Regions from separate parts of the Homo sapiens genome. Here regions 1, 2 and 4 are each linked to region 3. A link is a contact called in ENCODE Hi-C or POLR2A ChIA-PET data. All regions are on one chromosome and are shown on one strand. Each heading gives the region's core, a stretch centred on a gene start or an enhancer-like site at or near the end of the contact. The rest is flanking DNA. Distances are from core to core; before and after follow the strand shown. Region 1 holds the start of PIGY (phosphatidylinositol glycan anchor biosynthesis class Y). Region 2 holds the start of HERC5 (HECT and RLD domain containing E3 ubiquitin protein ligase 5). Region 3 holds the start of AFF1 (ALF transcription elongation factor 1). Region 4 overlaps ARHGAP24 (Rho GTPase activating protein 24).

Evidence for each region. Hi-C counts contacts between places; a loop is a spot of excess contacts on that map. ChIA-PET counts read pairs that join two places held with the same protein, here RNA polymerase II (POLR2A). Pooled maps may share reads with other maps.
Region 1: a loop to region 3 is called in a map of gastrocnemius medialis, with 7 times the contacts of the local background. The contact joins the promoter of PIGY here to the promoter of AFF1 in region 3. A Hi-C loop is called at or near these places in 2 of 168 maps with a recorded cell type or tissue (ascending aorta and gastrocnemius medialis) and 7 of 50 pooled maps.
Region 2: a loop to region 3 is called in a map of CD4-positive, alpha-beta T cell, with 5 times the contacts of the local background. The contact joins the promoter of HERC5 here to the promoter of AFF1 in region 3. A Hi-C loop is called at or near these places in 3 of 168 maps with a recorded cell type or tissue (CD4-positive, alpha-beta T cell, ascending aorta and naive thymus-derived CD4-positive, alpha-beta T cell), 5 of 37 single-sample maps with no recorded cell type and 15 of 50 pooled maps. POLR2A ChIA-PET finds 5 or more read pairs at or near these places in 2 of 52 experiments (CD4-positive, alpha-beta T cell and CD4-positive, alpha-beta memory T cell).
Region 4: a map of ascending aorta shows a loop between it and region 3 (4-fold over the local background). The contact joins the enhancer-like site here to the promoter of AFF1 in region 3. A Hi-C loop is called at or near these places in 1 of 168 maps with a recorded cell type or tissue (ascending aorta), 3 of 37 single-sample maps with no recorded cell type and 3 of 50 pooled maps. POLR2A ChIA-PET finds 5 or more read pairs at or near these places in 1 of 52 experiments (OCI-LY7).

What each region holds. Positions count from the first base shown.
Region 1 is chr4:88,522,432-88,525,131 of GRCh38, reverse strand. It overlaps PIGY (phosphatidylinositol glycan anchor biosynthesis class Y), which reads left to right and starts at 1,356. Exons shown (of 2, transcript NM_001042616.3): 1 at 1,356-1,634. PYURF (PIGY upstream open reading frame) reads left to right here and starts at 1,356. Exons shown (of 2, transcript NM_032906.5): 1 at 1,356-1,634. The coding sequence starts at 1,432. It overlaps PIGY-DT (PIGY divergent transcript), which reads right to left and starts at 1,322. Exons shown (of 2, transcript NR_134663.1): 1 at 1,200-1,322; 2 at 141-367. It also overlaps a transcript of HERC3 not described here. RefSeq lists an enhancer at 1,999-2,058.
Region 2 is chr4:88,455,835-88,458,534 of GRCh38, reverse strand. HERC5 (HECT and RLD domain containing E3 ubiquitin protein ligase 5) reads right to left here and starts at 1,416. Exons shown (of 23, transcript NM_016323.4): 1 at 1,001-1,416. The coding sequence starts at 1,265. The region is part of intron 1 of LOC102723458 (a long non-coding RNA gene); the gene reads left to right. RefSeq lists an enhancer at 1,357-1,786.
Region 3 is chr4:86,933,699-86,936,398 of GRCh38, reverse strand. AFF1 (ALF transcription elongation factor 1) reads right to left here and starts at 1,388. Exons shown (of 21, transcript NM_001166693.3): 1 at 1,159-1,388. AFF1-AS1 (AFF1 antisense RNA 1) reads left to right here and starts at 1,549. Exons shown (of 3, transcript NR_038841.1): 1 at 1,549-1,912. It also overlaps a transcript of C4orf36 not described here. RefSeq lists enhancers at 1-73, 1-470, 471-1,012 and silencers at 325-463, 934-1,683.
Region 4 is chr4:85,782,239-85,784,938 of GRCh38, reverse strand. All of the region lies in intron 3 of ARHGAP24 (Rho GTPase activating protein 24), which reads right to left. Among named protein-coding and RNA genes, the nearest start is that of MIR4451, 61 kb to the right of the region's middle. Within about 2 kb of position 1,283, at least 3 of the 41 ENCODE cell types and tissues checked have a DNase peak (open chromatin) inside an H3K27ac peak, as active enhancers do.

The DNA of each region.
Region 1 (2,700 bases), core at 107-2,606, 1.6 Mb before region 3:
CAGTAGAAGTGTTTCCTTTTTGGTATCCTATAAACTACATTAACCTTAGAAAATCTTCTGAGCATTAGTGAACAAAGAACATCAAAAAATAAACTGTTTTTTTTAAAAAAAACAGGATGGCCCAAAAAACAAACAAAAAATTAGGATGAACATATAAACATTTGTCAGTTTATTTTTACATTGGAGTGGAAGAGAAATTTGAAAATATAAACATATTTTTGGATTCTGTACTTCCAGCTCCAGGAACTCAAAGTGTGAAATGATAATGCCCAGTGATGCAAAAAAAAAGTTCAGGTTGATATTCAGCAGAACGGAGGGAAAAAATGGATGACTAATGAGAATCTTTGAGTCTTCGGACATGGAAAAACTAGATGAACTAAAAATAAAAATAGACAACATTAATGGAGCATTAATTTGTGCCAGGCACTTTTCTAAATGTTCTTCGAATGCACAATCACATTTATGCCCTACCTACAAGGTAGGTACAATTATTAGTCTTATACAGATAAGGAAAATGAGCAGTTAAGTCATTTGCCAAAGTCATCCAGCTACTAATTGTGGACAGGGAACCAAGCTGTCAGGCCCCAGAGCCCAAGTTCCCATCTACTACACTGTAAGAAAGAGATCTAACATGGTCACTTTCTTGGAGAGTGGGAAGCAAACCTGGGATACAAATTCACTGAATGGATCACCCACTCATTGAATGGATCTTTAACAGGCAGATCACATCTGCCTGTTACACAGCTATTTAGGCCCCTTGCGGCCTCCAAGCTCATTTATAGAAGTAAATTAGCTGTGCTTTATTACGCAAATACTTCACAATGACTGGGTCTCAGGCAGGAAGAATTTATATATTTTGGAGGGTCAGAGGCCTAGGCCCTTCCTTCCAGGTTCTCACTTTTTTTAATGAGAGAGAAAAAAGCCAAACAAGGTTACAGAAACTAATGGTATAGTAAAGATGTACATGAAACAAATGAGCGCTTTCAATACATCCATGACAATACATTCGGTACAATACATAACAGTGTGTTTGAAACTTCACTTGGAGGTAACCACGTAGGTCCAAGCCTAACTCCCTACAACTCTGAGGCCTGGCCACTGGCTTCCTAGCATCCTTGGACAGGCCCCGGTGAAAACCCAGACACCTTGACTTAAACACTGGTTTAGTTTGTAGTCTGGTAAGGCGGCGGGGCACTCACCAGAGGCCTCTGCCCTGGGGCTGTCCTCCGGACTATAGATGACGCCCGTGGGAAAAGCAGTCGGAGCAGAAGCACCCTCGGAACCAAAGCGCCCGCCCCGCCTACTCCTCGGCAGCGTTTCCTGGAGGACCAGGGGGCGGGGCCTGCCCGGCTGGCCTGGACGAACGGGAAGCCGGGAGCTCGGCCACGGGTGGCGAGGCTGCGGTGAGGCCTGGTCTCCGGCTGCCAGACCATGCTGAGTGGAGCACGCTGCAGGCTCGCCTCAGCGCTGCGGGGAACGCGCGCGCCGCCGTCCGCGGTCGCCCGTAGGTGCCTGCACGCGTCGGGGTCGCGGCCTTTGGCCGACCGGGGCAAGAAGACTGAGGAGCCGCCCCGCGACTTCGATCCGGCGCTGCTGGAGTTCCTGGTGTGCCCGCTCTCCAAGAAGCCGCTCAGGTAACTCGCTGGCCTTGGCCCTTCCTTTGCAGCCTCCCGGTGGGCGGAAAGGGAGCGGTGGACCGCGGCCTCTTGCAGCCACTGGGGCCTTGTAGGTCGGTCAGGTACTCTCCGCTGCCACATTCTGGACTCTGTCCTCGCCGGGCGCACAGCGGGCAGGACGGGGGAGACCGGAGGCCAGGGGAGCTGCGTCCCACATCTCCCAGAACGCAACGCCAGCCTGCGGGAATGGCTCGAAGCGTTTTAGGGTTCGCGACCGGCTGCGCATTGCAATCACCCGGGGACCGTTTTAAAAATGCCGATTCCCCGACAGCCCCCAAGACGGGCAGACTTGGAATGCTCGCGGGATGGGACCTGAACATTTGTATTTTCTTTTCCTTTTTTTTTTTCCTTTTAAGAGACAGGGTGCCCCCTACGTTGCCCAGACTGGCCTAGAACTCCCGCCTCAGCCTCCTCAGGAGTCGAGAGACAGGCGCCGCCCCCACGCCCAGCTTATCTGTGTTCTTAAACGGTCCCTAAATGATTTCTAATGTACCACCAGGTTTATGAACCACTGCGATTCAGGACAAGTCCGAAGCCTTCCGGTTTTTAAGCCAAGATAATGAAAAGTATTGTTGTACCCTCCAGATTCTTGTGAAAGTGTCTTGTACAACTGGTGCCTGACAATCTTAAGCAATTCAGCTGTGTTTGCTGCCCAGTGGCTCTTAGTTGTGGCCTAGCAGGTTTCGTAGAAGCCTCTTTAACTAGTTTTTGGGAAGACAGCTCTACAGTTTCCAAGCTACCAAAATTGAATATTGACAACACTAACGCTAGTATTACAAATCGCATAAACACCAAAATGTTATCAGTGGTTATCTTTGAATGGTAGATTGCTAGCAATTTTTCGTATTTCTTTTTCCCGTAATAAACATATTATTCAATTTTCTCGAACCTTGAAATTATCATTTGATTTACGTTTATAACTAGCTCACTGCAGACTTAGTGCTTTCGAAAGTTTCTTCATTTCTGCCCTCTCACCTTTTCCAGTGATTTCCTTCTAATGGATTAGTTAAGTTTCTCTACTTAG
Region 2 (2,700 bases), core at 167-2,666, 1.5 Mb before region 3:
GTTGAAAAAAAGGAAGTATTAAGAAATGGTATTGGGACATAGGCTAAGCCTTTGGAAAAGCAAATAAATCTAGCTCCCCTCCTACCTCAGTACTGAAAATTCCAAGCGTACGAAAAATTTTAACTTAAAAAAAAAAACCTTAAAATTACTACAAAAATGAGTACATTTTTTAAAACACTGGGAGTGTGGATAGCTTTCCAGCCTAACATAAAACCCATAAGCCTTAACAGACAAAAAAATTGACAGACTACCCCCCAAAAAATGCACTAAAAACAACATGCACAAAAGGCAAAGTGAGAAAAATATTACATGTACGACGTGCAAAAGGCTATTCTTATTCAATATTCAAATACCTCTTCCATACAAATAAGAAAAAGATTTAACAACTCAAATTTCTAAAAGCCAGGCAAAGATAAACAGGCAATTTACCGAAAAAGGAACGCAAACGTCCAGTAGTTAAACGCAAAATAAACTCGCAGCAAGATACCAATTTCTTCACTCCACAGATGGGCAAAATTTTAAAGAACGCGGGCAACTATTTCCCCCACTTCGATGAGAATGTGGGAGAAGTGCAACTGAAGGCCAAGGTAAAATCCCATCACTGAGAACGACTCCCAAAGTTGGAGCAGTGACTACTTTCTCAAAACGAGACAGTGGGAGATGCGGCGGGCGGGGGACGGGGGTACAAACTTGAACAGAAACCTATGAGAAAGCCAGACTGGCTAAAAGGATGAAGACGGTGCCCGCATGCCCCGCACCGGCCACTTTGCTGAGCGGAGGATCCGCTGGTCGCCAGTATCCCGCTCACCCCGCGCCTGACACTGACCGGGATAAAAGACAGCTCAGGTGCGCCGTCGGCGAAACTATCCGAGCCAGGCGCGCGTCTGCGGCCTTCTGGGCTCTCCTCCCTCAGGCGCGGACCCCCGGCTGCCCGCCCCTCACAGCCCTCAGCCCTCACCCCTCACAGCCCTCACAGCCCTCACACACCAGCCCCACTCACTCGGCGTCCGGGCGCCGCCGCTCCCGGCGAGCAGCTGGTGAACCTGGACGCCCGCCCCGCCGCGTTCCAAGACCGCGAGGCGCCCCGGCGAGCAGCAGAGTTGGCGCGTCACCTCCACCCTCCGGAGCAGCGCGCGGTGGAGGCCCGCGGCGCTGGGAAAGAGCCAGAGCTGTGCGCCCGGAGACTTCGCGGGCTGGGTCGCGGCGGCCTTGCCCGCGGTCGAGCGCCCGTTGCGCCGCGACTTCCTCCGCGACCTCCGCTCCATCGCCGCTTTGCGGGGTCCCAGGCCCAGAGGCGAGAGGAGAGAACGCCTGGTCCCGGGACTGAGCGCGCCCACTGCCTCAGGCGTTGCGCTGCAGAGCGGGAACCAGCTGCGCGCAGCTGCGTGGCGTCGGGGAACCGCAGCCTCAGCTACTGAGCCCCTGCCGGGACGCCACGCCCCCCACGTGCTGTTTGGGGGCGGGGCCTGCAGCTCCAGTGGAAAACGAAACATAATGTTTGTTGTTGTTTTTAGGGGGCGGAATCGAAAAGGAAAAGGAAACTGTAATGAGAGTGACTTGGCAGGCGGCCAAAGGCAACAGGTCGTTGGCTGGGGTAAAGGCCGATGGGCTGGACTGAGAAAGTGTCCCCGGGCGGGCAGCGGCCACCTTAACTCCTGGACGGAATGGCTTTCGAGGAAACGCTGCAGTTCCACTAGGAGGCACCCTGACACACGCATTTCCAGAGGGAGGGATAACGGAAGCCAAAGTTTGTTAAGCGTTGTGCGCCGCGGCCGGGCGCGGTGATTCACGCCTGTAATCCCAGCACTTTGGGGGGCCGAGGCGGGCGGATCACGACGTCAGGAGATCGAGACCATTCTGGCTAACACGGTGAAACCCCGTCTCTACTAAAAATACAAAAACAAAATTAGCTGGGCGTGGTGGCGGGCGCCTGTAGTCCCAGCTACTCGGGAGGCTGAGGTGGGAGAATGGCGGGAACCCGGGAGGCGGAGTTTGCAGTGAGCCGAGATTGCGCCACTGCACTCCAGCCTGGGCGACAGAGCGAGACTATGTATCAAAAAAAAAAATGCGTTGTGCGCCGGGCTGAAACCGGCATAAAACTGGGCAGAGCTATGCAGGCAGCTACCCTCCCCCCCACCCCTACCCCCACCCCCACCCCCCTCGTGCCCGCTCCGCTACGTATTCCCGTATTCCCGGGTGCCTGGCAACAGTGATGTGCTTTAGGCCTTTTTTAGAATGCATACAAACGGAACCATATCTAAGTGATGTCTGGCTTTTTTAACTTAGCACAATGCTTTGAGATTCATACTATTGTGTTTAATTAGTAATTCATTTGTGTTATTGTTGAATGGTAGTCTATCATATGGGTAAGCCACAGTTTATTTATCCATTCACCAATTGATGGGCCTGTCGGTTGTAGGGAACAGGAGAAAACTTCCCCTTTGCCCTCTGAAGGGTCACCGAAAATCAACTGACAAGGCTGGGCCTGGGCTCCTGCCTGTAACCCCAGCCCTTTTTTAGCCCAAGGCAGGAGGATCTCTTCTTTGTGAAGTGTGTATTCAAATCTTTTGACCATTTATTTATTAGCTAGCTTGACTTTTTATCTAAGAGTTCTTTATATATTATTGAGTTCTTTATATGTTTCATACCATGTTCTTTATTAGCTATACGTTTTGAAATGTTTTCTACCTGTCTGTGGCT
Region 3 (2,700 bases), core at 139-2,638:
TTTCTGTGCTTCAGTTTCTGAGCTCTTCTCACTTTGCAACTGTCCCAGGGAACACTGGGTCTTCGCCTTAATTTACAAGTTTGCACTGAAGGTTTTAAATCAGTCTGATTTCCCCGTGGTGAGTCACACCCCGCAACGTGCACCAAGGGGGAGGGTGTTTAAAATTATCTCCGGCTCCACCCTTAAAACAAATCACTTGGCTGCAAGGCCTTTCCCCCTAACAGAGACTGGTTCAAGGGAGATTCGGACACATCTCCACCTCCAAAGCCAAGTGCCTTCCCGGGATGATCTGCATAACAATTTGCGGGTGCTGGTGGTGGAGAAGCTCCGGGAAGAGAAAACTAGCCGGACGGTATCGAACCGCCCGCAGGCCCGTCGCAGCTCCATTAATGCAACTACCATTACACTAAGGTAACGTGTGATTCACACTCTCCACCTTCTCTCCCCTCTCATTCGCTGGCTCCGGCGCTCGCACCGTCGGAGGGTGGGGTTGCGACGGCCACAGAGGATGGGACACCCGAGGGAAAAAAGCATTATCAAGAGAAATTAACCAGTCCCATACTAAAGACGCCTCTCCCTCTGTCCCTGAAGTTAAGTCTCAGAAGGTGGCTCCAACTCCTCCCCGGAGGCTACGGACCACCGACACACGCCTCCCTCCTGCTCTCAGCGAGACGCGGCGGGAAGCCCTCATCTCTCTCCACGACAGGCACAGGGAAGGGTCCCGGGGTGCAGGAGAGAAGAACCCCACTTTTCCCCGCCCCCTCCCCCCGAGAAACTTCTGGGACTCATTACGCAACTCAAGTAGCAGGTCCCAACAACGGGACAGCTCTCCGCAAAACGCGGGGTGCACAGGCAAACGTCTGACTTGGGGGCTGCGCGTGAGGGAGGAGCATGGGTCTCTTCCCATGTCCCCGTCCCCTGTTTTTCTACGCGCTACCTGCCGCGGGATCGCAAGTAGGGCGGTGAGAGCTCTGAGCCCTAGCCCGTTCTCCCCGAGGGCTCCCACCGGAAAAGTGGGAACGCCAGCGACTTGAGTCAGCGTGCTGGGAAGCCGGCAGAGAGGCGGGGAGAGCCTCGGCTTCCGAGAAGTCCGCGGCGGCGGCGTCGGGGGCCGGGCGGATCGACCCCCAGCCCTGGGTGGCGCAGGGCTGCGCTCACCTTCCAGACCCTTCCGTCCTCTAGTCCCGGGTCGGGCGCCCTCGTCACCTCCGCCCTCCCCTGACCTGTTGCGGTGGGAAAGGGCGCAAGTGCGGACGACGCAGGGGAGCGCCTCCTCCCGGGGCTCGGCTGCGGAACCGCGGAGGCAAAGGTGCAGCTGCGGCCGCAACGCGCGCAGGCGGCGGCCGAGTGCGCAGGGGCCGCGCGCGCCCGTCGCTCGCTAGCTGGCTGGCAAGCTCAGCACGCCGGCTGCCCGGGACGCCCCGAGGCCACGCCCTCCGCGCGAGGCCCCGCCCCCACCCCCACCTCCCGAGCTGCGGTACCGGGTTCCGCCCCGGCCCGCGCCCTCTAGCTGGCGCCACCCAAGCGGCAAGGGACGTCGCGGCCCTCCCGGGATTGGTGGGAGGATCGTGGGGGAGCGGCAGCTCAGGACGGAATACGGCAATGACCGCCCCGGTCGCGAGGGTGACCCTGCCCCGGGCTGCTGTGGGGGCGCAAGAACCCTTTCACTTTACGGCGAGATTAAGCTCAGGGTCAAGTTCTGAGCAAAAAGTGTCAAGGAGCCTTTTTGCAACCTCCTATAATATTGAAACAGATTCTGTGCCCTTTAAAGGAGATAATAACTAACATCTGGGGAGCGCTTTACAATTTAGAAAAGGCCTTTCACACACAGGCCTGTTTCATCTTCACAACAATCTTATAAAACAGATATATTGTTCCCATTTCCCAAATAATGAAACGGAAGCGCCGAAAAGTAAGTATTGTGCTCAATGTCACAGGCTACTAAGTGGCATGGGAAACCAGGTCTCCTGAATCTAGCCTCCGGGTTTCTGCTCTCCACCAGCCCAACCTCAGAAAATTCTAATAGGTGCAGGGGGCTTTGGCAAATAGACCCATGGGAAGAAGGGGAAACTTATGTCTAGTTAAGTCGCTGCCCGATTCCTGCTGTAAACATACCAAGGAAAGCAACAGGCTGTCTTCATTGTGTTGTCGCACCTTCCTTCCTGAAAGGGACGCAGAAAGATTACATCAAATGGCCCAGATGAGATTTCGCCGACAGTATTTTATGGTTTAAAATGGGTGAAATTATTTGGATGAAGAAAAGCGCCTTACTTAAATTTAATATGATGTGTAATGTAAATTGGTATAATGTGTGAAAATAAGCCCCTCCCTGCCTTCTCTGCCTTTTCTCTTTTTAATTTTGTTTGTCTCTACTGCTCTGCTCAACTCTTTTATTGTCCACATAATTGAAAACCTAATTGATGGATATTTGCATTTCCAAATTAAACCTTTGGCTACTTGACTTAATTTCCCATGGATTGTTTTCCAAAATATAACTCTTCGCCCTACTCCATATCCTCCCATCGGGAGATTGGTTTACCTAGACAGCTAAAATAATTAAGGTGTCCCTGATGAAACCTGGTGGTGTATCTATCTAAGATGAAAGTTCTGGTCATCCCTGAGCAGGATGGGACAGGAGTCATCTCTTACAAAGTGTTTGTACACCTTTTAAAGGTTTCTAACAGAGACTGATCTCTATTC
Region 4 (2,700 bases), core at 34-2,533, 1.2 Mb after region 3:
ATAGATAGATAGATAGATAGATAGATAGATAGAGATATATAATCATCTTCAAATTGCCAAATGTATAGAGGATAGACTGTAGTAGAAAAGGATTGGGGCGGGGACAGTAGGCTAACAAGAGGGAATTAAATTCTGAGCAAGAATGTGGCCATGGAAATAAAAAGGAAAAATGCCAAGGAAATGGTTGCTAAAATTCTAATTGGCACCTGGTTGTATAAAAAGTGATGGAGGAGATGAAAGATGGAAGGCTAGTTTGACTGAGGGAAAGACATGGAGTTTGAAGCACTGGAATACCATAGACAGCATTGAATAGGAGGCCCTGACCAGCAGGGCAACTGTCTGAGGTTGTGCAGGCTGAGCAGGGGCTGAAATCCAGCTCAGTTTGCTGCCAAGCTGAAGATCCTGATGCGAGCATTGTGCATCTGGAGGAAGGGGACGTTTGTTACAACTCGCACAAAGGGTGGAAGAGGCTTTGCTGATCAGATATCCACATTGAGCTTTAAGATGAAGCCATAGGCCTATATGAAATTTTCCAAGGAAGAAAGACTAAGAGAGAAAACAAAATAAACACAGACACTGAAACCAAGAAGGTGGGAAGAAAACAGGAGCCCTCTAACAAGAGGGAAGAAAAAAAAAAGCCTAGGAGAGGGGCAGAGCCATAGGCTATGCACTAGATCTCTACAAGATCTCTAATATCAAAAGACAGAACTATTTCAAGAAGAGCATGAGGGTAAACAGTATAGATGGCAGAAAGAACAGAAGGTGAAGACAGAGATAAAAAGCTGTTGAATTTAACTGTTAATTCAGCCATCATGAGCAACCTCTGAGAGGTCATTTCAATATTGTGGTAGAAATAATGCCAAAGTGCAAAGGGCAATCAACTCAGAGGGAGGCAAGGGAGAAGAAACAAAAAATATAAATTTTTCTTGGCACCAGGAAAAAAGAACATGGTTGAAAAGGCTGAAGATTTGTTTGTTTGTTTCATGTAGAAGAGGCCTGAACATCGTTGTGCAGTGAGGAAAAGCAAAGGTGCAAGTAAAAGGACATAATTTATGAAGCAAGTCCCGGTTCCATCTTCATAAATATTTTGTTTAAAAGTTCCATAAACACCAGTGGCCCAGGAAATGCTTTAGCAAATACTCATTAACAAAATGACAGCTATTTAAAAATGTTCCCATAGCTATCATATGTTTATCACTCCTTGAGAATAAAGTCTGGCATGGAATCGTGACTGTTTTCTTTAGTATGAGAACCCTTCCACTCCCTGGGGATTTTCAGAGAATGGGGTACATGATTGACCTCTTACTCAGACAGAAGGAAATTATGCTTTCACTTCCTGCCCCCTTATGTATTTGTCACTCAGTCATTACTTCTGGCTAGATACAGATATTAGACTGAAAGCTTGGAAGCCAAGGTTCTAGATCAGTGATATTTCAGGACTAGTTCTCCTACTCTTAAAAAAAAAAAAGTGATCAGGACTCACTAATTTCCAAGTCATTTCAGTTCTGAAATAATCAAATGAGCAAAGTCATATGTAAAAGAATGCTTATCCTAATTTTATTCACAGCAGAAGTCACTGAAACAATGTAGGTCCCCAACAATAGGAGCCATGTTCTATTATGTACAGTATAACCATAGAATGGAAGAATACACAACAGTAAAATTTTTTTTCAAAGTGTTCTGATTGATATAAAACAAATAATTTCCACAATACCTACAGCAAAAGAAACAAAACCAAAAAAGAAAAGGAGGGGGGTTATAGAATAACACTTGAGACCTTCTTGTCCTCCAATTCCACTTTCTGAATTATTATTGACTGTAGATACCCGATGCTTTTTCTTCTGGCAATTTACAGTTCCAAATTACTGTTTGCTAACAGTAATTTCAGAATTTATTAAATGGCTTTGCTTAATGAACTGTTCATGTTTTAGCATGATTCAGCAGTATACTAAGTAACAAATACTCCAATAATCAAATATGAAATAAAACATAGCAGTTTTAACATCATTTTATTTGTCGATGTCTTTTTAAATTAAGGTTTGAAAGTAATAGTCATTCAACAAACATTTATTTCATGATTAAGATGTATTAATACAAAAAGAACCTTGGATTCATATTACCTCTTCAACTGTCCAGAAGCTCCAATTTAATATGTTAAACAAAGGCCAATATGTAGGAACATACTTGAGTCAGTTTGAGTATCTTTTTTCCCTGGGAGATTGTAATTGAAAATGAACTAAATGTGGATTTTTCAAAGAACAAAGCATTTATCTCTTTCTCTGTTCAACAACTTCAGAAATCTCAATATCTTCTCTTCCCTGAACACAATCAAAAGCACTAAGCTTGACAGTTCCTTGGGAAACATAAATCTTGCTCACTGAATTCTAGTTTATAAGGGGCTGAATTCTGAGGCTTCTGGAGAATTCTCATAAGGTTGTACTAAGAAGCACCCTTATAAGGTGTTATCAGTGAATGCTAACATGCATTAATTCATTTAAATGGTTGTTTCCTTTTCCAGGTTTGAAAAGTATCTTTCTAAATCGAAGTCTTCCTAAGCGTGTATTCAAAATGACACTGACATTTCAGGAATTTTAAATTTAGGTCTTATGGTACAAAAGTTCTAAATTTAAAATACATATTCTTTAGTATGTCGAATTTCCTATTTAGGTATGAACACGAAAATTAAATTTCGATTAAAAT